Regions from separate parts of the Homo sapiens genome. Here regions 1 and 2 are each linked to region 3. The links are chromatin loops, found by intact Hi-C in ENCODE. Cell type or tissue: PC-9. All regions are shown on one strand. Each heading gives the region's core, and the rest is flanking DNA. Links, peaks and the distances in the headings are about the cores only.

Region 1 (8,088 bases), core at 1,020-6,019, 84 kb after region 3:
AACTTTGCTCTGAGATCGGAGTCGGCGCTGGGAGCAAGGAAAGGCCAGGCAGCGGGAGCACACACTTCCGAGCCTGCAGGAGCAGGGGACCTTCCCGGGCCTGAGAGTGCAGAGATGCCAAGGTCCACAGCCACAGCTTGGGCAGCTTCAGCTGCACCCTGTAGGGTGGGGCTCCTGCCTGCTCCCGGCCCCTAAGAGTACAGGGAGGCCTGGGTCTGCAGCTGCGCCCAAGGAGTGCGAAGCTTCCACCCTGTCAACTGAGAAGGGGGTGGGGCTTCTGTCCCGGCTCCCACCGGCTACACGCAGCACAGAGCCCTAGCCACGCCTCCCCGAGTGCAGCTGGAGTCATGGCAGCAGCTGCTCTAGACGGGCCACCGCTGCCATCACTAATCTCTTCTAGTTTCTATTTGCTTTTCCGCCTTTCAATGGGCTCACCTATTGCATTGTGTGGGTGTTCCCTCAGTATATAAAGGTACGATCCTTGATCTTCATTTCTTTTCTTTTACAGCAGCCGTACATGATCCCATTTTTATCAACAGCTTTATCTTATATTATGAGCTATATTTCCACGTGCAGATGACTTCTCAATCTGTATGTCCAGTCATCTCCCGTTGTCATTTCCTTCAGTCCATTCTGACCTTTATCTTTTATTAATAAAAAGAATGCACTGCTTCCTATCTCTACCTCATTTAAACACCCCTGATGTTTGTAGGATACAGGTCAAACTGTTTAGTGTGGTGTAAAGTCCACCAGCATCTGGATTCTCATCTTCTACTATTCATAGCTGCATGTACTCTCCTCCAATCATATTGGAATTCTTATGATAATCTTTTCTTCTGCAATATTTGTGTACCGTTAGCCTCTCCCCTCCACCCCAGCTCAAACTCTGAAAAAAGTTTCATGACCATGGATTGTATAATACAGATATTGAAAATACTAATATCAGTCTATTTTGTAATCACCTTGTTGGTGCCTTGAGGCAAAGCCACACTTTTCTCCCTGAAAAAGAAAAAAATGTGATCATTGTCAAACATCTTGGGAATTTTTTCAATATGGGACAAGCAATAAGGTATGTGTTTGATCTGGGGATTGGAGAAACATCTTACTTCCTCACGACCAGGGACTTCCAGGCATGGTATTAATCTAGAATTCTAGGTTGAGTGTCCACAATACAAATTCTGATGTGAGAGGATTTGCATGTAAGTGGTTTATGGAGAGGAAATAGGAAAGGGTACAGGAGAAGCAGGTTACATGAGGGGAAAAAAGCCAAGAAAGGGTGTAATTTCAGGTAAAGTCCCAGCCTGGCTCTACCCTCTGGGGAAGTCTAGAGTGTATATTCCACCTCAGACATTGCCCTGCCTTGAGGCAAATGGGCTTGAATTGCATCTGCTTGCAGCAGCAGTTAGTCATTGGCTACAGGCTGGGAAAGGTGGATAGGAATGAGGATTTGTAAACTCCAGATACTTCCAGCTTTGCTTCTGGCACTCAAGAGCAGGCCACTGAAAAACTGCAGGTGCAAGCAGTTAGTAGATCACAGAGCTGGGAATGGCATAAAAAACTGGCAACAGAGATGTGAAGGAACACCAATGGTATCCAATACACCTGGTTACGGAGAAGCGGGCTAGGAGGCAGTATAATCACAGACCTTGACCTTTTTACTGCCAGCTGCAGTCATAGCAAGAACAGTAGAACACAGAAGAGACAGCTTTTTGAGCAATCATCTCGGGGCAGTAATGGAGTCCTTTGTCCTCAAGTGGCCATGCCTAGCCCCGCTACCAAGTGATGAGACATACCAGGACTTGGACTTCTGGGCCCCAACTAGAGGAATCACCAGTGGTTATGGGCAGCCCACTGTGCTCAACAGAGAAGAGACTTTCTGAGGGTTATTAGTAGTAGAGCAAAAGCCTGGGGACAAAATAAGCAGGCCGGAGAGGGATGCCCAGACAGAGTAATTTCAAAATGCATGCAGAATTATATTGCAGAAAACTTAGAAGTAACTAGGAAGTGGAAGAGACTCTTACAGGGAGAGAAGTCAGTAGAATCTCTGAAATCAGTTAAAGTTTGGGCTACACTCCTTTTAAGTACTGGTGAGAGACTTGAATTATCAGTCTCTAAACCCCCAATGGCTGTGTATTATCCAAGCATGATCCAAGGAATGCAACAACAACACCTATCTTCTCCTTGGGCTTTCGGACCCACGAACAATGTCCCAACTTGAATGAACACTTTTCTAATTTTTCCTAGACTCAGTTTCTCCCTCCTCTGTCCTTAAAAAGCACTCAGCAACTTTTATTACAGAATTTGCTACATTGTACTACGGTGGTCAATTTAGATGTTTGTCTATCCCAAAAAACTCCTTCAGGAAAGAAGCTACTACTCACCTCTCTTTCTCAGTATTAAACATACTATTTGGATTATAATACAGTCTTCATAAACACTAGTTGAGTGAAGAAAGCACATGGAACCATGATTTTCATCCTTTTGGGAAGGAAAAGATATCTCAGAATGTGATGTGAACTATGAAACTTCTTCCAGAAAAATGCACAAACAGAATCTTATATACATTAATATGGAAGAATTTCTCAAAACAGTGAAAAAAGAAAGTGATCCAGGTGGCTACTAGCATAAAGCAAGTCTTTCAAACTCAAGACTAATGGTAGAGATCTTCCAAAATATTTGAAATCCTGGTATGTTCTAACTCTTACAGTATACTAATGAGAAACATTTTAGGAGCTCGCTTCCAGATTACATGCACCAGCTACTTTGGAGGAAGTTCATAAGAATTGCAATTAGTGAGAAGCGAAGCACTGATGGGAACCAAGCAAGAAAACAGAAGAGTAATGAAATGAAGAGAGCTTTAATGAACAAGAAAAACAGGCAGGAGCAGGCAAGTCAGGCCCTGAAAATGAATGGTGGGAGAGGCACTGTTTTCCCTCAGATTAATGTCACACTCAAGGCTGCCTTATTTGACTACTGAATGAGTCATGTCTAAGGTATTTCAGCCAGATAGAAGCAAAACCTCCTCCTTCATAGATTCTATCTTTTCCAAGAGTCCCAGGGAGCCTCACATTCCCATTCCATTCCTCTAGTCTTAAAACATTTTTACTTTCCAGCTGTTGGCTACTCAGCCAGTGATAATGACATCATTTATTTAAGTAAAGGAAACAACTTCCAGTGTTCATATTCAATGTGATAATATTACCATTTTAGAGATTTTAGTGTTTGGTTGTGTTTCCACCTTTGATGAAAGTGTAATGAAATACTTTGTATATGTTAAGTTTCAATGAGTAATTATTGATGAGCAGACTGTTGATTGAGACAGATTTAATGAAAGGGGAGTCAATTTATAAACTGTACTTATAATTTTGAAATATTTTCAAACTTATTATCTCTTTTACTTTTCTGAGCAAGGTACATACACAAAATATTTCACTATGCAATTTAAGATAGACCCTAAGCTAAACATGTGAGGAAGAATTAGGTAACATTCAGGTAGATTCAAATTTCTAGAAGCAATTATTTAAAAGTAAAATGAAAATAAATATAATCTACCTAATAATAATCACACTTCTCCTGGCTACAGAAACTCATTCCTTCTTTTGCACCATGGCCATACAATTTTTAAATGCGTAGAAAGAGCTGGAGGTAAATAAATTCAGGTGTAAAATCATATATATTTGAAAGTTTCCTTAAACTTATCTATAGAGATAAATTGCATTGAAGCTGATGTATTACTTTCAAGGTTCTCTTTTCATATACATATTTGTTTAAAGTATATTAAAATTTTAAACTTCTGATTATGGTTAAGTTTCCTTGATTCAAAGGCTCAAATGTTTCTGACATTGGGTTGCATCTTACAATCTAGGTGGACACTTAATGTAACAAGTTCTTAAACTGATGGTTCACTGTGTAACTGATGTACTTTTAGAATAAAGAAAATGTGCTAACATAAAATTCTATTTACTCTTCCAAAAACATTACTCAGAGATGAGGACTTTCCATTGTTATTCTACAGCTTCTAAGTTCTCTATCCATTTTCTTCATTTTTATCCTTCAGAAGTTAATTTATTTAGGGAACAATGAGGCAAAGTTTTTGAGAATGGTGAAAGAATAAGATAAATTTGGTTTTCCAATCCTGCTGGGGAGATCCATGTACTCTCAGTGAATTAATGACAGGAGATGTTTCCTTGTTACTAATTTAGAAGTCAGCCTTAGTAAACCTTCATACCTTGCAATGGTCATCCACAAAGTCTGGTTGAAGCATTCAAACATGGATGATATCAAGACAAGAGAGCTTCATTTTAGCACCTGGCTGCCCCTTTTCCCCAAATATAAATCTATTTGTGTTAGAATTGGCCAAAGGCTTTGTCTCATTAAATTGTATTCAACCAAAAGTATTTTATTAGTGATAAAAAATAAATGTTATGTCAAAGTTACTTAGAAGGTGATGGGGGAATGAAAGTCATTTCACAAAACAATATGAAAAATGAAAAAGCTCTCTTTGATCATAGTTCATAATTGAAGGTTATTTCCATTTCCTAGGTAGTTATTTTGGCAATTAAATCTACTCAAAAGTTTTATCTCTAAAAAATTAATTGTATGTTGAAAATGTGAATTGGGATAATGTACTTTACAAAGGTTAAAAGAGGTTATTCCAAACGTTATTTCAGTAACATTAGATTTGCTATCAGATGCTGAAAAGTTTAAGATATTAAAAAGTATAAGATGCTAAAACTGTTCTCTGTATGGAAAAAGTATGATTTAATTTTATTAGTCAGAATTGTTTAGCATGCATGTTACCTTAGTGTTTGTAAGGTGGTAACAGTCTATACTACCATGTAGCGTGTTGTTTATAAATCTTCCTTGATTTAATGACTAGACTATAAATTTCTTCAGCATACTATCAAATTTCTTATTTTTAAACAGCTTTATTGAAGTATAACTGACATACAATTGACTGAATATTTTTAAAATATACAATTTGCTTAAGTTACTCCCAAACTCACTGATGATCTGTTCATTTTTTCTTTTTTTCTGTATGTTTGTGTGTTGCATTTTGAATAGTTTCTATTGTGATATCTCCAAGTTTACTAGCCTTTTCTTCTGCAGGATCTGATCTACTATAAATCCTATCCAGTGTATTTTCATCTTACACATTGTAGTTTTCCAGTGTAGAGACGTGATTTTCAAATCGTAGAGGTGCAGGAACATCTCCAGACCAGCGGTCTCCAACCTTTTAAGCACCAGGCACTGGTTTTGTGGAAGACAATTTTTCCTCGGACGGGGGGTGGGGGAGATGGTTTCAGGATGGTTGAAGTGCATTATATTTATGGTGCTATTTATTTCTGTTATTATTACATTGTAATATATAACAAAATAATTATACAACTCATCATAATGTAGAATAAGCTCAGTGGGAGCCCTGAGCTTACTGTCCTGCAACTAGACAGTCCCATCTAGGGTTGGTGGGAGACAGTGATAGATCATCAGACATTAGAGTCTCAAAAGGAGCACGCAACCTAGATCCCTTGCATGTGCAGTTCACAATAGGGTTTGTGCTCCAGTGAGAATCTAATGGTACCGCTGGTGTGACAGGAAGTGGAGCTCAGGTGGTAATGTGAGCAGTGGGGAGTGGATGAAAATACAGATGAAGCTTCACTGGCTTGCCTACAGCTCACATCCTGCTGTGTGGCCTGGTTCCTAACAGGCCACTGTACCAAGTCTATGGCCCAGGAGTTGGGGACTCCTGCTCTAGACATTCAACTTAGATATTTTTAAATATCTTCTATGTCTCCACTTAGTATTTTGCACATATGGAACACAGTCACATATGTTTTAATACCCTTTTCTGCTAATTCTAATACCTGTATCAGTTCTGGGTCAGTTTCAATTGAGTGACTGAACTTCACTATTGGTTGTATTTTCCCATTTCTTGCATGTTGGTAATCTTTGGTTGTATGTCAGATACTGTGAATTTTACCTTGTTCCATGCTTGTTATGTGTAAGCATATATATATATATATATATATATATATATATATATATACACACACACACACATATATACATAATTTACATATTATGTATATATTTATCTTTTTTTGGAAAGACACTCCTGGACAGCATTTAGTGAGAGGCTACCATGTACAAATACTTTACATATATTGAGATTAACTTTATGTTTACAACAACCTCATCAAATAGGTATCATTATACTTACTTCAAGGATAAAGAAACAGAGCATCAAAGAGGCTAAGTAACTTGCCTGAGGTCACACAGCAGGTAAGTGGCAAAGATGGGATTTGAACCCAGGTGATTTGCACTCCTACAAATATTCTTGAATTTTGATCTGGGGGCATAGAAAATTTCTTGGAAGCAGTTTGTCATTTTCAGGTCTTGCTTTTAAGAATTGTTAGGAGGCACCAGAATAGTGCTTACTAGGACTGATCAAGATCCTTTTGAGTTTTCTACCTTGTTATGGTAGAATTATGCGATTTTCCCAGTTTGACAAGAAGAAGCACCATTCCAGGCCCTGTGTGAATTCCAGACACTGTTCCCTTAATCTTCTTAGATGGTTCTTTCTTACCCTTCAGTCATTTCCTTACATGTATGTGCTGATCAGTACTATGTTGAATGCTACTTGAGAGGAACTCTTGGCAGATTTTTGTTTTTTTAACTCTGGGCATCCCCCTCCTCTCCAATACTCTTTGTCTAGTGATCTCTGATTGCTTTGGTCTCCCCAGACTCTCAACTCTGTCTCTGCAACTCAGGGAGTTTGCTGGGCTCTTCTTGGGTACCCCCTGTCTATCCTACAGCCTGGAAACTCTTAATCACTTTAAAATCACTTCCTTCATTGCCCGATGTCCAGTTTCTTGAAAGCCATTGTTTAAATTGTTTTGTTTTGTTGTTTTAGGCAGGAGGGTGATTTCAGTCCTTGTGATTCCATCTTAGCCAGAAATGGAAATCTACACTTCAATATCATTCAAATGTTTGTGTATATGTATATGTGTGTGTCTGTGTGTATATATGTATATAAACCCTGTGTGTGTGTGTGTGTGTGTGTGTGTGTGTGTGTGTGTGTGTGTGTGGGGTGTTCTCACTGCTCACTCTCTGTACTAAGCCCCTATCCCAGCATGGTCCGTGAAAAAAAAAAATTGATGTATTGTTTTGATAAGAACAATTTTAGTAATTATGAAATTTATTCAGTTTCTTTCCTGTCTTCTTGATTCTCTTTTTGCTCAATTCTCTCTTACTTGAAGGTGCTGAGTCTCCTTTATAATAAACAGCAGAAGAATTTATTGAACCTTGCCCACTGTAGGACATGATTTTATGGGTTATCAATAGACGTTTTCTAAGAACATGAGGACTGCTACTAGAAGGAAAAAAAACATTATTGGAAATACATTGGGAAACATTTCAGTCATTTTAAAAACTGAGTCTTTATGCAAATCATTTCTCTGTGCCACATACAAAAGATACCCTTAATTTGGTGCTTGTTCTTGGAAATCACTGTTAAAGGATACAAAAAGTATTTTTTCTCAAGAGTGGTTAGGTGTGGCTTCTAGGGTTTGATAATGAAAGCAGAACTATTCATGCATAATAGAATCAGTGCATAAGAGAATCATGACTTTTTTTTTTAAGCCTGTCTTACTTTGCTATTCTGGACAGGTGTTTCCATAGTGCAATTTTAGCTACAAAAATGGTTCATAATTGCCAACACCTAATTTAACATTCTGAAGCTAATCATAAAACAACCTCCCCTTTCACAGGAGAGACAAAGTCTCAGCTGGGCTTTAAATCCTGATTATATGACAAGGTTCCAATTGAAATTTTAGCCATCAACCAAGTGACCTTCAATGACCACAAGCTGGGAAGCTTGGTAGCTAATCTAAACAGATCTCTAGGCAAAACCCCCAACCCAGTGTGGATTTCCAGACCCTTGCATTATTCACCTCATGAAAAAAGACAAGCAGAATATGAAAAGCAAATGATTGTAGCAACCTTCCACCCTCAATTCCTGAAAGGCCAACGGCAAGCTGTGAAAATATTCCCATGACCCTACTTCCTGTGTGAGGGCTTAGGACACTG
Region 2 (8,088 bases), core at 1,020-6,019, 210 kb after region 3:
AATTTGGGGAGCTGGAACAGCCAGAAGATTGAGGAGCTGGAAATAACAGGTCAGGTGGCAAAGCCTGAGAGTGTTAGGCAAATATTTGAGATGAGTTCGTTATTTATAATTTGATTCCATGCTCTTTGCACCATGATGTGTGAGTGAACCAGTTAGATTTAAAGGGCTGTGGATGGAGCTCAGTGATGAACTGGCTTCACTGGGTCATTTCATTCACCTGTGGCTTGAAGTTATAGGGACAGAAAATGTGTAAAATTGGAGGGAGTAACCCCATTGTCCTTGATATATATGATGCTTTCCTGGTTGGTTGCTCCTACTTGGTGAAGACATAAAATGCCTTGAAACCTGATCTAATCCCTCAAAGTCTGAATTTCTAGGTCTGCTTCAGCTCTCGTAAGAAGCAGCAGTCTAGGTGGCCAAAAGTAGTCTTGATCATTAAAAGTCCAGCTCTAACATTAGTCAACTGACTTTCCCCAGTATTATTTCCTGAAGACATCAATCCTGGAAAGGGATTCCCTACTTCCTTTAAAATGAGAAGCCTTTGTTTATGTAAGGTAGAGTACACTGGCACCACAGTAAATATCAACCCAGTTTTTAAATGCCAGAAGTTTACAGATGTGACTGGGACTGGGGAAGCACTTCCCTTTCCCAAGGAGATTGTTTCTATCATCAAGGTAGAAAAATGAAGAACAAGTTAGGAGTAATCAACAGTGGACCCCAAAAATTACTGCATATTTCTAATCATCTTCAGGGACATTTCACCAATATTTAGTCCAGTATTATGCCCTTGTGTTGGCAGGACAAAATATGGCCTAGGAATTCCATTCAGGTTCTTAAACACACATTTCTTAGGACTGGGTCTGGGGTGATGCTCTTGCTTGTGTCTGAGGTTCTTGTAAGGCTAGATTCATTAAACAGATCAGGATTTTTGTCTAGACAAGTGATGATGAGCCCTTGCTCTAAGGCACCTTGCAGGAGGAAGGACACCAGCCTAATGGCATTCAGAGTTGTTAAGGGATGTCTGGGTGTCTGCCTGCCTTCCATCTGATGCCCTTTCAGATCCAGACAAGGTTGTAGGTGCCCCGAATACCCAATAATTCATTCACCAGAGAAGCAAGAAGAGGCCATAGCACCTGGATAATGAGTCTTGCTTAGCTTGGTCTAAGGGAATGGGGAAGATAGGAAGAAGAAAAGTTCTCCTTCAGGAAGGTAATGATTTTTGTGGGGAAATCGTAACCAGTACCATGTGGCCCAGGCAGGGTCCAAAGATGGTTAGTCTGAGTGTGGCAGTCTGGGCTCAGGTCACTGAGGGAGGATGGCTGCTTTGAAGCAGTGGGGCTTGTGTGTAACCGGTGCATAGATGGCTGATGGCAGAGGTGAGGAATGACTTTGGGGTGAGCAGAGAGAAAGCATCTGAAAGGTGGAGGAGCATCCCACCAGTTTCAAACAGTGGGGGTCTAGCACACGACTGTAGCTGCCAAGGAGGCTGAAAGTGATAGCGAGAGTTCTGCATGAGCCCCTCAGTACAGAAGAGAACTGACGAAGGAACCGGGACTCCAGCAGCAACACTGCTGGAGGTCACAGCAACCAGAGAGGACAGTGGCCTTTTACCATCGGGAGTTATCTCAGTTCTTTTTTTTTTTTTTTTTCTGTATATAAACTTCCATGCTATTAGCAGGTGGATATGTTTCATTAAAAAAAAAATAGTGCTTAACCTAAGCTTATTAGTTATCTGTCTTGTTGGAACACTTAGTTTATATACAGGATTTTTTCCATGCCTCCCTCAATAGTCCTACTTGCTTCTCTGTTTTCTCACCTTTGTACTCGGAGATTCATTTTAGGCAAGATTTCAGTTTGCGTGAAAGAATGCCAATCTCTGTCTTCTTCGCCAAGGGAAGCCTGGCCAAATTGCTATCAGTTTTGAAAAACCAAAGATAAATGTATGTGTCTTAAAGGTCTAATTGTATCATTTCCCTCTTTATACTTTGATTACTTTGACAGATGGGACCTTCACAATATATTCATTGTTCAGCTGGAAACCCTGGGAAGCAGTAATCTGAGCTCCTTGTCCTGAGGCCACTTGGTGGCCATCTCCATCCAATGTTGTCTGTGGACCCCAACAGAGGGGTAGGTAAAGAGTTATTAAGTCACTTGAAATTGCTTTTCGTGCACTGAAAAGTGGTTGGGCCATTTCAGGCCATAGCAGTGTGGCAGAATGCCCAACTGCCTACGTCAAGCAGTGTTTATAAATTAGAAATTACCAGCCATTTGGTTCTTTGCTGATCAGTCAGAGTCCCTGGAAGACTGTGCCGACGTGCCTGGGGCAGAGTTGTTACTGGACCAAACAAAGCATAGCTCTTGGTTAATCAGTCATGATTTGTCTACCTGGCGGTGTAGATTGGAATATTTGGAAGAGATTTGGAAATATACATCTTTTCAATTGCAGTGCTATGTGGCTAATTATTCCAGCTAAAAGCAACAACTAAAACGGTTTTTTGTTAGTTTTCTTGCCTAGCATAGAAAACTGGCTATAAAATTCAATTCAGTATAATTTGCTCTAGATGTATTTCACTCAACTAGTTAACAAAGGTTTATTAACAGGAGGTACCGTGTGTCACACATGAAGCATGATAAGACTAGTCCTCCCACACCATTTTTTTCTTGAGTCACTACATGAAGCTATATTAGTCATTTAATATATTAAAGGATTCACTTCACAACTCTAGGAGGAAGGTATGGCTAATGACCCCATTTTGCAGCTGAACAAACTGAATTTCAGAGAATTAAGCAAGTTTCCTAAGGGCCCCACAGCTAGAAAACCATGGAGCTGTAATCATGAATGCAGCAGACTGAAATCATTCTTGCCTTTTAGTTGGTGACCTCAACCACCCCAGAATCTCCTTAGAGTTTCTGATAATCTCCTGACCAGGTCCAGGTGATCCCTACAATGCTCATCTTTTCCTTTCTGGGCAGCCTGGAGCAATTCTCAGCCTGTAGTAATTATTGCTGACCAGCTGACTCCTATCCCCAGACCAGCCCAGCAACCCCCTGCCAGTCCCCCTCAAAAGCCATAGTCCAGGCTGAGGTCAGGCCACCTTTCTTAGTTCCTGTCTCTTGAAAATCAGTCCTGCCATGACTTGGCTGCCCACTTCACAGAACGATGGCAGGCCACGATCATTGCTTTAGGGTACTTGGAGACTGGGAAGAATAAAATGAGAGGAGAGAAAATGTTTGGACCAAAGGAAAAATGGATAGAACGAAACAGTAAAATAGACTTGAAATTAAATGCACCCAATTGAACATATATGCTTATCTCCCAAAATCCCCCAAATGGTAAGAACATAGAGACAAAGAGCAGACAAAACAGCAGATGAGTCATCACCAAATGGTAACTCACACAGATTTGAACTTTCTGGGAATGTACACGCCTAATGAAAAGAAGCCAAAAACAGACCACAAAACCTTGAAAACACTCAGGGACTAGAAGCACCAGGTAGCTCAGAAAGAGGAGTGTGGGAGGCTGCTGACCCAGATGAATGGAATGAAACATTGTAGGGAACAGTTATATCCTCAGATGCCTTCTCTCATCCCACAAAGCTGAGCAGCTGTCCGTCCTTGACTCTGGGAGAAAGGCGTTATCATCAAGATTTCCATAAGTGGACAGAAGACACACTGACCATGAAAGGAAGGCCAGCACTGGGTGATCATTTTCATTCTAAATGGTGAGACATCTGATCCACTCTTTCTCTTTCCTTCCCCTGGAAGATTCAGATTGAAGGATGCTAGCTTTATATCCTGACTGGCAGGAGAATGGAGGACCAACTTTAGCAGAATTTATTAGTCCTAGAGAAAACAGTTGCAGACAACAAGGCTGGTCTCTCGTAGCTTACTACCAGTTCTCAAAGCCATACTCTGAAGTGGAGTAACATCCAATTATTTGAGACATGCGGCTATTATTAAATAAAAAATCCAAAACAGAAAAAAATGAACTTACATGAAACAGGATAAATGAAAAAATAAACTTTAAAACTTTAATTAATTTAATCAGATAGTTAAGAAGTTGCATTTTTTAAACAACAGAAGATAATTTAGGACATCTCTTGAGTAGGAGGATAACTATTCAAAAGAAACTGAAATTGAAAATAAGTGAGAAAAGGTAAGAAAATTAGAGAGTCAAATCTGATATCCAACAGACAGATCGTAGGAGCACTATAAATTGAGAAGATAGAAAATGAAGGGTAGGAAATAGGAAATAATAAAAGAAAATTTTATAGCACTCCAGACACGAGTTTTAAGATAGTTCTTGCATATAGCTAGAGCTTGATAAATGTCTGCAGCACAAATTCTAAAGAGTTTACTTGCAGGCATTGCAGTGAATGAAAAGAATCCTCAGTGGGAAAGCCTGAGACAATGAGAGTACCTTAAAAGCTTGCAGAGAAAGATTAGCATTAAAATGGCTTCGGAATTACTGATAGCCTCCCTGGAAGCTAGAATTCAGTGGAGAAAACCTGTGAAATTTGAGGGAACATAATTAACAACACAAAATCCTATATCAATCCAAATTATAAATCAATTATGTGGGTAAAATAAAGACATCTTTAGACATGCAGAAAAATTTCAAAACAATCATCCATCCCTCCGCCTATTCCCAGGCATGCTGACTTTCCTGGGAGGATACTGATGTATGTGTTCCCAAAATCAAAGCCTCCAAATCAAAAAAGACAAATGATTCAGGAACTGGGACCCAACAGGGAAGAAAAGCTAAGGGAATTCCCAGGATGAAGATGAAGGAAAGTCCCAGGAAAATAACTACACTGAGGCCAGCAGAGCAATCAGTTCAGATCAGAATAGAAACCAGATGGTTCCAGGAGGGGTATCACCAAGAAAACCATAAAACCAGTCTGAATGACTACATTTATAAGGCTTACAGTTCAGTCAGACAGATTATAGACACATTAATTATAGACACAAGCAAATAAATGAGGCAATTATTAAATCCAGGAAAAATAAAAAGTTATACAAGAAAAGAAATATTAGCATGTTTTCTACAAGACTTGATATAAACAAAAATCTAACTTAAACATAACCACGCAGACACCAAATCTTGACTTTAAGATGTACCAAGGAACTACCATGGAAGGATAAAGTATGTGTGTTAGCATTGGCGTAAGACAGCTAAATCCTAGTCTTTGTTAGAAGGAAGTAAAAAGACAACTTACAAAATTGAAAAAGCTCTAAAAGCAATAGATGCATTTTATTTGGAAACATGAAGTTAAAGGGCAGAAGAGACAAGCAAGCAAAGCAATAAAAAATGACCAATCTGAGGCACAGGACTAGTGGGTAAGAAGTTTGGAGTAAGGCACTATTCTTTTTACTTAAAGGAGTTGTGTCACTTGGCTTTCTAAACAAGGCCCATAATTGGAAATAAAAGACAAGGAAGAAAGACAAAAAAGAAAAAAAGAACAAGAGAGGAAGAGGCAGGGACGGAGAGAGAAAGGTGAAGGAATGGAAAGGGAGGGAAGGAATATAACATATCACTAGAAAAGTATTCAGTGAACTGGTACTGGATGCTTTGCGTTCTCAGTGGATGAAGGAACGGCTATGCCAGGACAATCAGGGCAGGATCTTATAAAGGAGGTGAAACTGAAAGGACAGGTATGGTTTAGACAAGTGGTGAGGACTGTGGAGGGGAGGGTTTATGTAACCCAAAGGCACCATATGAAGTAGTCACTAAGGTAGGTTTACAGGCAGTGTGTTTAAGGCCTCTAGGAGTCCATAGAATGATACCTTTGCTGGGGCCCAGTCCTCCAAAGTATGGCACTGCAGCATGCTGAGCACTTTGAACTACAGGAAATTAAAAGGCCTTAGAAGCAGACTCAGAAACAGGGACTTTCTGATCTTCTCGTTTCTCCTCCTCACCAAGGACAGATAGATAGAAAGTATATCTATTACAGAGAGAGCTTCTCTCTGGAAGTTCTCTAGTATGGCTGTAGAAACTTCTTCCAAAAGAAACGCAATTATCTTAAAACCCCCTCCCTAGGAATCTCATCAAATAAGCAAAGAAGATTAAGCGCAGAGAAAAGACAATGCTGTCACCATGCCCATGCCAAACACTTTTCATCTATTCTTCTGAGACTAGCTCTGAGAAGTTACCTGGGAGATTTTACCTATGTAAGAAGACAACCTTTGCTCACTGTGGAGTTCTGTCCCTCACTTTTCTGCAATTTGTTGGAACATCCTTCAGAGATCAGAGAAGCTTTGTTCTAGGACATTGGCTGTTCTTGGGACTCATTCAATCTCCCTGAAAGTCACTTACTACCCCTTAAAATTACCTACATTTCTCATTTCTCTCTTCCCTATGAAGAGAGTATTTAAGCTTCAACCACCTTGCCCTTCTTTGAGTTTCATATTTTGTATGGTTCCCGTAAACACTTACATGTTAATAAATTTGTGTGCTTTTCCTCTTGTAAATCCATTGTCAGTTTATTTTAGCAGACTTGAAACTTCAGAGGGGGAGGAAAAAATTCCCATCATCCCTACAACTTCGTTTGAAATGAAAAGACATCTCTAAGATTTGGTAGTTTTTTAAGCTGGGTAATGGTATAGGGCAGCTCTATCTTTACGATGTTAAAATTTTGCTAGTTAAAAAAACAAAAAACTAAATGGTACATTCTTGAAGTAGATGCAGGCCCACCCCATAGGCAAAAGACTTGTGAACAGATGATGGGCATGTGCAGATTTGAATGGTATCGCTTCTTCCTGGGGGACATAATACCATTTGCCAGGACACATGAGTTGGTAAGCAGAGTGTGAGCAGAATTTCAGTCTTCTCTTAATCCCTTGGCGGAGTAATCTCAAAGTCCCTGTTTTGGGTCCGTGATTCATGCCCTCCTGAGCCTGACCGTGGAAGGATCAGAAAGCATAGCCAGCGAGTAAGCAACAACGGGGATGTATCTGCCCATTCCCTTCCTGCTACGAGCTTTCGGACATAACACAGAATTGAGCTGTCAGAGAAGAGGAGGACTAAATAGGCATGGGTCTGGAGTTCTGATTATGACTCTGTACTAGATATTTCAGTTGATAAAATGAGATCTTATTTGTAACTCAGAGTGACTGGATGAATTTTTATTGTGTGAATTCTTGAGATTTAATCCAAGCAGTAGGAAAAGACGAGTTTGCAGGCAGGTTTAAGTGGGCAAATGGGCACTGAACACAAAATCAAAGTTATTTTCTGTGTCTAGCTGGTGCATTAAAATAATTGTGAAATGATTCTATTATGTTAATGAAAGTGTATCTATTACTATCAGTTAGATCGAAAACAGATAAATCAGACACTGTCTATTACTGTATCTGCTAGACATTATGCCTTAATACTTCAATATTAGCCAGAGTAATAGTTCCACAATCCCACATGCCTAGAGAGCAATTCAGAAGAGGCTACAAAAATTTAACATGATAAATAGTGAATGTCAAATAATTTTGTAATGGTATCAAATCACTTTGACAGACTTAACTTTATTTTGAGTTTATCTCAATCTAGTTTCACTTAAGTTGAAAAGTAGTTTGTTTTCTACATTGGGATGTTTCAAATACATATATACATGCATTTTTAGAATACCTGTAGTTTCAAAAATACCTCAGAAACGGAATGAGCTTTGGAATTTCCATCACCTTCTGACAATGGTGCATAGAACCCTGTATGGTTTTCGTTTTTCTAATACTCTTTATTGAAATATAATTTACATACCATAAAATTTAGCAAATTGAATGGGTTTAATGAATTCTGAGAGTTCTGTAACCATCTTCATCATCTTGGTTTAGAACATTTCATCACTCCCCCAAATAATCCCCTCTTTATTAACAGTTAATCTGATTTTCCCTCTTCCACCCCGCCAGCCCTAGTTATCCCAATCAACATTCTGTCACTATAGATATGCCTCTTACGAACTTTCATATAAATTGAATCACACAATATGTAATCTTTGGTAATTTGTTCCTTTCACTTAGCTTGATGTTTTCAAGGTTCGGCCTTGTTATAGCATGTGTCGGTACTTCATTCTTTTTAAGTGCCAAATAATATTCTGCTGT
Region 3 (8,088 bases), core at 1,020-6,019:
GACTGAAGAAATTGTTCAAACAGAGTGCATTCTTTCATAAGCAATGCTTCCTAATGTAGCCAGGGTCAGCAAGGGCTTAGGTTATTAGTTATGTAATCCCTCGTTCCTCAAACTGCAGTTTTGATTTGAATACACAGTTTCAATTAGTTACTTCAGTTTTTGTCTTGCAGCGTATTTCATTTTTAGAATCAAGAGAAGCTCAGATAATCCCTGAGTTCACAAATAACACATCTGACCCCCGAGAGGTACCTTTAGCACAGCTTTGAGCCCTGTGCTCTTTCTGTGACACCACTTATAGATTGAACTGTGTTCCCCAAAAAGGTATGTTGAAATCCTAGTCCCTGTAATCCCTGGTATCTGAGAATATGATCTTATCTGGAAATGGGGTCTTTGCAGACATAAGATATAAGTTAAGATTAGGTCATACTGCAGTTGGGTGTGTCCTTAATTCAATCTAATGTATACCCTTCAAAGAAGAAAAAAGACACAGAGAGGAACACACATGGAGAACTCTGTGTGATGACACAGGAAAACTAAGCAACACCACATACTGATGGCCCCAACCAGAAACTAGGAGGAGGCAAGGAAGGATGCTACCCAGGGTCTCAGAGGGAGCGGGGTACTCTCAACAATTTGATTTTGAACTTCTAGCCTCCAGACTGTGCAAAAATACACTTCTGTTTTAAATTACCTGGTTTGTGGTACTTTGTTACAGCAGCCCTAGTAAACAAATACACCACGTTACCCGTTTGGATTGCCCATTTTTGTCTTTATCATGTTCTCTCGGGGAATCTCTAAACAAAATGACTTGAGTATCATCTGGGTGCCAGATGCTGTCTTTACACTTGGCGAAGTTGTTGAGGTCCTGGCTCTGCATACTAGTTCTTATGTCCATCTGCTTTGATCTGGAGGTCATTATTATCTACAATGTCACATCAAATCTTCTGTCTACCTAGAGGTTTAGTTAAGAGGACTTCAAATTCTGGTTCCTTGATGTAGCCACAGCCACAGAATGTCATAACAGTACATGTTGGATGTACCTCTCCAGGTTGCTATGAATATAATGACATGAAAATCATTGTAAAATTATAATATCATTGGCTAATATGTATTTAATATGAATTATGTGTCTAGGACTGGGCAGATGCTTTACATATGTTGTCTCACTCAGCAGTCACAAAGGGCTCTGAAGTGGGTGCTATTATCACCTATGCCCATTTTACAGATAATAAAAACTGAGGCACAAAGAAGCTAAGTAACTTGCCTGGGACCCTATGGCAAGACAGTGACACAGTTGGGATTGCAAAGCTACAGTCAACAACTCCACAGTCCATGGATTCCCACATGCCTCGAAGGCATGTGACCTTAAACTATCTGTTTACATCAGAAACTCGCCATAACCCCCACCACATTTACTCTAAGTCCCTGCAGGATTTAGCTTCAAACTCTTTCTCAACCTCATCTCTTGTCATCTCCACTTTCCTCCCTGCCTCCCGCCCCTATACTTTAATCATAGCAGGATCTTCACATTCCCTGGAACGTGCAGACTCTGTCATCCCGCTCCGTTTTCCACGTTCTGCTCTTTGACTCCAGGTGTTCGTCCCCCATGCCCCAATGCACGTTGTGCACATCTCCTGCCCTTATGACCCGGAGGAAACGTTATCTTCTCTGAGTTCCAAATTCCCCAATAGGTAGTTGCTCCCTTCTTCCTTCCCATGGCACGTTATTGAGACCTGTACTCTGACACCGGGTAGGGCTGCAGTAAAGCACCAAGTTGCCCGGGGCACCACAGTTATAGAAGCACTCGTTCTTAGAGTCAAGGGGCAGAATAATTCATGGCGATATTAACTTGTATTTTCTCCTTGCAAGTATGATCTTCGGTTGGGCTGGGGTAGAGGAAATATAGAAGAGGGAGAGGGAGGTGATTACCTCCAGGCAGAGAAGAGGATGAAGCTGACCGGGAGCTTTGGGCAGCAGGACTCAGGCGGGCCCTACTTCTTGGCAGAGCCCTGCGAGGAAGCAAGGCCATAGAAAGGGAATAGCTGCCTGTGTATCTGGGAAGATGGCCCTGCGCACCAGAATCCCAGATCCTCAAGGATCCAATGGTCCACCTGTGTCATGGAAGTAGTGGGGTTTCCAGACCTCAAGTAACCAGCCAGGCACGGACCACAGGCACCCAGAAATAGCCCGTGGGGAGCCAAAACTGAAGGGGATCTCCTCCATGCTCTGGGTTGTGAAAGACCTTGAGACCTTTGCATGAGAGAGAGACAAAGCCAGGAGAAACCCTCAATACTGACAGATTGCATTTCCCATAAGCCCAGCAGGTTGAGAGCTCAGAGTTGCATTGAATCTCCTTTAAAGATAAAATCAAGACACGTGCCATTTACTGCACACACACCTCCATTTGTGAGCCATGATTCATACCCAAAACATGTGTTTCCATGTCTGTCTCCACTACTGGACCATGCACTTTTTTAGGGCAAAAACTGACATTTTTTGTCTTCACATTCTCAACCTTTGGGAGGCACCTACTGCAAAGCGGGCCCTGAACGAAAGCCTGCTAAATGGATGAAGAGAAAATGAACCAGTCAGCCAGGTAGCTGATCAATCTCTAAGGGTTCTGTAGCTCTTGGAGTCTATGAAAGAAAAATTAAAAGTACTAGACCCTCCAATTCAATCTCTATCTGGGAAGGTAACTAACTAAGGTCAAGTCTTCCTCACCAAAACAGCCAAAAGGAAGAAGAAGGGAAGGGAGTTGCTAACTCACAAAGGCTTCTTTATTCCTTAGCCTTTGATTCAAGAGGATGAGTAAGTGAATTTCTTTTCTTTTTTATTTGTTGTAGTGCTGGCTTCCTTCAGGCAGTATGAAAAATCAAAGAATTAGGCTGGTACCTATATCAGATAACTTGACCAAGGACTGTTGGAAGTCAATGAAAAGTGACCCTTTGGGAAATGCTGTTAGGAAAACAGTGTTTCCCTCTCTACTGTTTTTTATAACTACTGGAAACTTTGTGCTTCACTAGCTGGTTCTTCTAGGTGTTTATATTCTGAAAGGCCATGACCCGGATAATTTGGTTGAGAGAATTTCTGCTCATGATTGTGTAGTTACCTGGCTTCTGGGCATCAAGGATACCAGGACACACAAAAACACTCTATGATAGCCCAGATTCACAAGGTTTCATGCAATTTCTTTTATGTGCAATTGCTGGGTCCCCTCCCCAGAAGAAAATACAATGCTGTAAGGGTCAAATACCTGGAAAATATCCTAGGTGACATTTAGAAAAAAAAATTTTTTTCACGTAAGTTAATAAGTCAGCAGACTGCTCTCCTCTCTATTCTCAATACCTTGAGAGACTGGCCTGTGTCAGTGGGAAAAGACGGCAATTTGATAAAAGCAGGGTCTATATCACAGGAGATCTGGCCTCCAAATATTCCATTGTACAAATAAACAGAAGAATTTCAATCTTCTTTCCATTCTTAGGGCTCCTAAGAGATCCCCTTCCCTCTCCTATTCAGGGTGGTTTAGCTCTAATTAAATTATTTTCTCTTGTACAAACTAACAGGCTCGTCATTAGCTTCCAGTTAGAAAGATCCTATCATCCTCTTAACCATCTCTATAAGAGCTGGAATGCCTTGACTTTCCCAAGAGAGGAGACAGGGAGAACAGGAACCTCCATCACCCTAGGGCTATTTGGCAATCTTCCCTCTTCTTCCTTCAACACCCCTTTTTGAGGTTAGAGTCATCCTATTCCTTCCTTCTAGGTTCCACTGGAGTCAGAGGGATTAGGCAATGGGGCATGGACTGCAATGCTCCAGCCCCACCCAGGGGTCAGGGCTCACAGCCAGGTTACTCAAACAGAGGTCACTGTGGCTCTCTCCTGCTGCTCAACCCAGGCTGGAGCCGCTAGCCACAGATCTTAGACACACACCACGGGCAAGGACACAGGGGTCTGGCTTTATTGGCTGTAGGGCCAGTTTGGCTGGGCGACTAGGTGGACATTCTAATGACTAAGCACCTTTCCTTAGCCACTCCCAGGGTCAGTTAAGAGACATAGATTTTAAAACCAAGAGAAACAAAACCTAGCAAACAAGAGAGATCCAGAGAGAAAAATACTGTAAAATTTACAGATTAGAATAGACAGTTTTACCTGTACAAGAATCTGTTTTTGATTTCTGCTAAAAATATTGCATATTCATTATATTACCAAACCAAATATTAACCTGACCATGGCTTTCAATAATGGTGTTAGGATAAACCTGTAATTCCTATATCAAGGAATAAAGTCAAATGAAATTAAATATAAATGAAACCAGCATCTTGGACCTTAAGGTCTTCCTAGATGTTTAGGGTTCACTTTAGAATTTCAAGAGTAGCCTATCTCCTTATCCTCCTCTCAATAGAGCCTGCTTTATTTCCCTCAAGTGTTAGTAATCATAATGCGATCCTAATGTATTAGATTTGGTTCCCTACTTTATTTCTAGGCTTTTCAGTTTTGTCTAGTTGATCATATTTTTTGTTTTGTTTTGTTTTTGTTTTTTTAGCTAAAAATGGCCTGTGGATCTATCCTGTGTGATATTTGACATACCCTATTTATATTTAAATAGATGCTTTGAGAAATGTAAGGTTTCCTTTACAATATTCTAAGTTTGGGCAAAGTTCACCATTGCATTAGGGTTGAAGTATAACTGATTATCTAACTTCCATCGCTTCTTCACTTCCTTAAAATTCTTTGATTCAGTATGTGGGGGGAGGGCGAGAAGTTGTTTCTGATCAAAACACTTTTTCTGAAGAATATTCTTTGGTACTGATATACTTCGTCAATATGATTTATAGCAAGATGTGCGCTACACCAGTATTGTGTTAAATGTGCTTCCAGATGACCTAGCCTCTGATCATTTTATTCTTTTTTGATTTTTCAATTGCTCATATAATTCATTTCAAACAAAAGGAAGAAAGTGATCATAGAAATAGGCTAGGTAGCGGGAAAGGAAGACAGAAATGCTTAACAAGTTGCAAACAGGAAAAAGAAATTAGGACAAACGGGCTTCAGAAAAGCCGCAAGCACGCTGGTAAACAAACTTAGGCTGCCCTGGAGCAACCCCCTGTTTGTCTTTGCTTTATGGTGCAATGTAGTCTAGTGGTCTGATCAACTGGGAATCTCAGTTTTGCCTCAGACTCCCTGTTCTGTACTGAATGGCCTTGGACAGGGATCTCTGATGTGAGATAGGCAGGTTTTCAAACTGTGAGGGTCAATGTTTATAAGTGGAAATGTTGCAAAGGGGTGAAGGGCATTATTACAACTAAAGGAAGCACTATTATATAGAAACAATCAAATCAAGGATTTTTTTTTCTGCACATTTAGAGCCAAACACTCAATTTTCCTGCCCTGACAATTTGTTTATTTGTTCGTGTTTGGATTTTATTGAGGTCCCTGATAACACAGGCATTTTGGAAATGGGTGGGAGTATGTGTGAATAGCAAAAGAAATCATCTACTGGCAGGTATTGATAGTTTCTTCTGTTTTGTGCATCCTCTCTTCCTATCCCTAGAACTGATCTCTTTTTTTAAATAAGAATATATATTGTAATGTATATTTTAGATTTTATAATAAGCATGCTTAGTTATTTGCATTTTTCTCAAAATAATATTATATGTACATATTAGTAATCAAGATATTCAAACACATCTTTAGATGAAACCATGTTTAAAGAAAGCTCTACTTCTATTAAAATCCTGCGATACTTAGAGCAGTGCAGTTTAGCCGAGTTTGCTGATGAGTGAAATCCATAAATAGTTAAGAGCCTCCAGCCATGGTAAAGAGGAAGTAAAATAGACTGATCTCATGACCTAAAAACAAAAGCTGCAAAATAATTAACATTTTACTTAGTATTTAAACAAAATATTGTAGAGTGAGAATTTGGTTATATCTGAATTGGATTTTCATCTCAATGTTGGAGTCCAACAGACTTGGAACTATTATGCTTTCTTTTATTTCAAAGTTCAGGCTTTAATAAGAAAATTGTTTCTATTGTTCATTAAATTATATAATCACTTAAGAGGAACTGTATCCAAGTTTTTACCTTTAAGCCTTATGTACAAATTACAAAATGTAAAAGTTAATTCTTTAAAATTTATATTCTGTGTTTAGTAGATTATTTTTTAATGTTGAGTACTGTTTTCCATTTAGAATTCATAGATCTAAATAGTAACAGGCCCTGCTTATCTAGGAGTAAAGGAAGAAAGAAACCTATTCTTGCCTCCAGCTTACCCCAAACATAGAGACTGAAGAAATTAAATTTATTCTAGGCTCTGCTGTACAAAGCCTAGAAAAATAATCTAGCCCAATAGTAATTAGTTTCCCTTTTTCATCTCTCTTCTCTTCGCCTGGCTTCCTTTTTGTCTTTTTTTCTCCTTTTTTTTTCCTTTTTGTTCCAATATATTTGGGTACCTACTGTGTACCCAGCACTGTGATGCTGAGTGCCTTGGAATTAAAAATGAAAAAGATCCAGGGTCAGAGAGCAGACCAGAAAGATGGCAAATGAGAAACCATCTACATATTCCACAAGGTACTGAGAGAGAGCATTAGCAAGACACAGAGATGAGGTTGAGGCGAGCGGATCACCTGAGGTTAGGAGTTCAAGACCAGCCTAGCCAATATGGTGAAAGCCTGTCTCTACTAAAAAATACAAAAAATTAGCCAGGTGTGGTGGCAGGCACCTGTAATCCCAGCTACTTGGGAGGCTGAGGCAGGAGAATCGTTTGAACCTGGGAGACAGAGGTTGCAGTGAGCTGAGATCACGCCATTTGCACTCCAGCCTGGGCAACAGTACTGAAACTCCGTCTCGGGAAAAAAAAAAAAAAGAGAAAAGAAAAAAAGACACATAGATGCAACAGGCTGCAGGACTTAAGGTTTTAAGGAGAGCTTCTTGGAGGAATTGAGCTTTGGAACTAGTTGGTACTAAAAGACAGGTAGCAACTGACCGAGTACATGAAAAGAAATAAGGCAGGGGACAGCATACACAAAGCTTAGAAAGAACATGCAAGTCAATGTGTCTATTTCATTTAGGGGCAGGGGGGAGATGAGTGGGAGCAAGAGATGAAGCTGGAGTCTGACATGGGGTAAAAGCCTTCCATGCCATGCTGTGGAATTTGGATTTATTTCCGTGGGGAATAGGAGCCACAGAAGGTGATTAGATAGAAGAATGACATGACCAGATTTGCATTTTAGAAAAATCACCCTGGCATCTTCTATAAGTCTTATGGGGTTGAAATTGAGTGTTTCTGGGAGATACCATGTCATACGAATGTGAATTTCTTTAAACCTGGGCCTATGCATTCATTCACGCAGCAAACCTTTGTTGAGCACCTATTTAACACAAAGCACCATACTCAGCACTGTGGTAAATACAAAATGGGACAAGATACAGCCAACAGCAAGATTTTCAACATCATACCTAACTACTATCTTTTTTTAAGTGTCTAATGAAAACTTATGGTAGCACAGCCATGCTTATTCATTTACATATTATCTATAGCTGCTTTCCTGCTGCAATGGCAGAGCTGAGCAGTTGTAACAGATGTGGTCTGACCTGCGAAGCCAAAAACATTTGCTCTCTGAACTATTAAAGAATTCTCTTTTTAAGACAGGCTTGCTACTGTCCAAACCTCACCAGTGAACCCCCATGCATTGTCTATAATATCCAATTGGTGTAGAGCTTAATTCCACCATTAAAAAATTTTCTTTGGTTTTGAAATGCAAGAACTCCAATAAGATTAGTAGACTCTATTCTTCCATTTCTTGAAATAATATTTTCCGTGTCAATTACATCTCCCTTGCCATTAACAATTAACAAAAACTGAAAAATAGTAGAGAGTAAAACTTCAGCCTTGTAAGTCTGCATAATTCCCTGGTCTAGATAAATGAATTTCTTTCATGTCTAAGAACATTCAAAGTGCTGAGTTTAATTTAAAAGAAAAATAAAGCTGGTTGAACATTCTCACTCTAATTCTACTTGTAGGAAATAAAGAAGGATAGAAATTAGCACCTATCTCAGTGGAGTGTTTTGAGAAATCACTGCGTGAAAAGA

What was found. Hi-C counts contacts between places; a loop is a spot of excess contacts. Peaks named below come from ENCODE experiments on the same cell type or tissue, not always from the same donor. Only the 100,000 strongest peaks of a DNase experiment are listed, where the experiment ranks them.
Region 1: it touches region 3 in a loop (5-fold over the local background); 4 of 110 quality-filtered maps call a loop at or near these places.
Region 2: a loop joins it to region 3, with 7 times the contacts of the local background. A loop is called at or near these places in 2 of 110 quality-filtered maps.

What each region holds. Positions count from the first base shown.
Region 1 is chr21:15,290,435-15,298,522 of GRCh38, forward strand. No RefSeq gene overlaps it. Among named protein-coding and RNA genes, the nearest start is that of LINC02920, 230 kb to the left of the region's middle. RefSeq lists enhancers at 24-553, 2,700-3,322. In PC-9, for the core only: no CTCF peak of the experiment used is centred there; a DNase peak (open chromatin) is centred at 3,007; H3K27ac peaks cover 1,648 bases.
Region 2 is chr21:15,419,489-15,427,576 of GRCh38, forward strand. All of the region lies in intron 2 of LOC101927745 (a long non-coding RNA gene), which reads right to left. LOC124905055 (a long non-coding RNA gene) reads left to right here and starts at 3,496. Exons shown (of 2, transcript XR_007067934.1): 1 at 3,496-3,722; 2 at 6,041-6,471. In PC-9, for the core only: no CTCF peak of the experiment used is centred there; no DNase peak of the experiment used is centred there.
Region 3 is chr21:15,206,612-15,214,699 of GRCh38, forward strand. No RefSeq gene overlaps it. Among named protein-coding and RNA genes, the nearest start is that of LINC02920, 140 kb to the left of the region's middle. RefSeq lists a cis regulatory region at 3,674-4,066. In PC-9, for the core only: no CTCF peak of the experiment used is centred there; a DNase peak (open chromatin) is centred at 3,820; H3K4me3 peaks cover 608 bases; H3K27ac peaks cover 2,935 bases.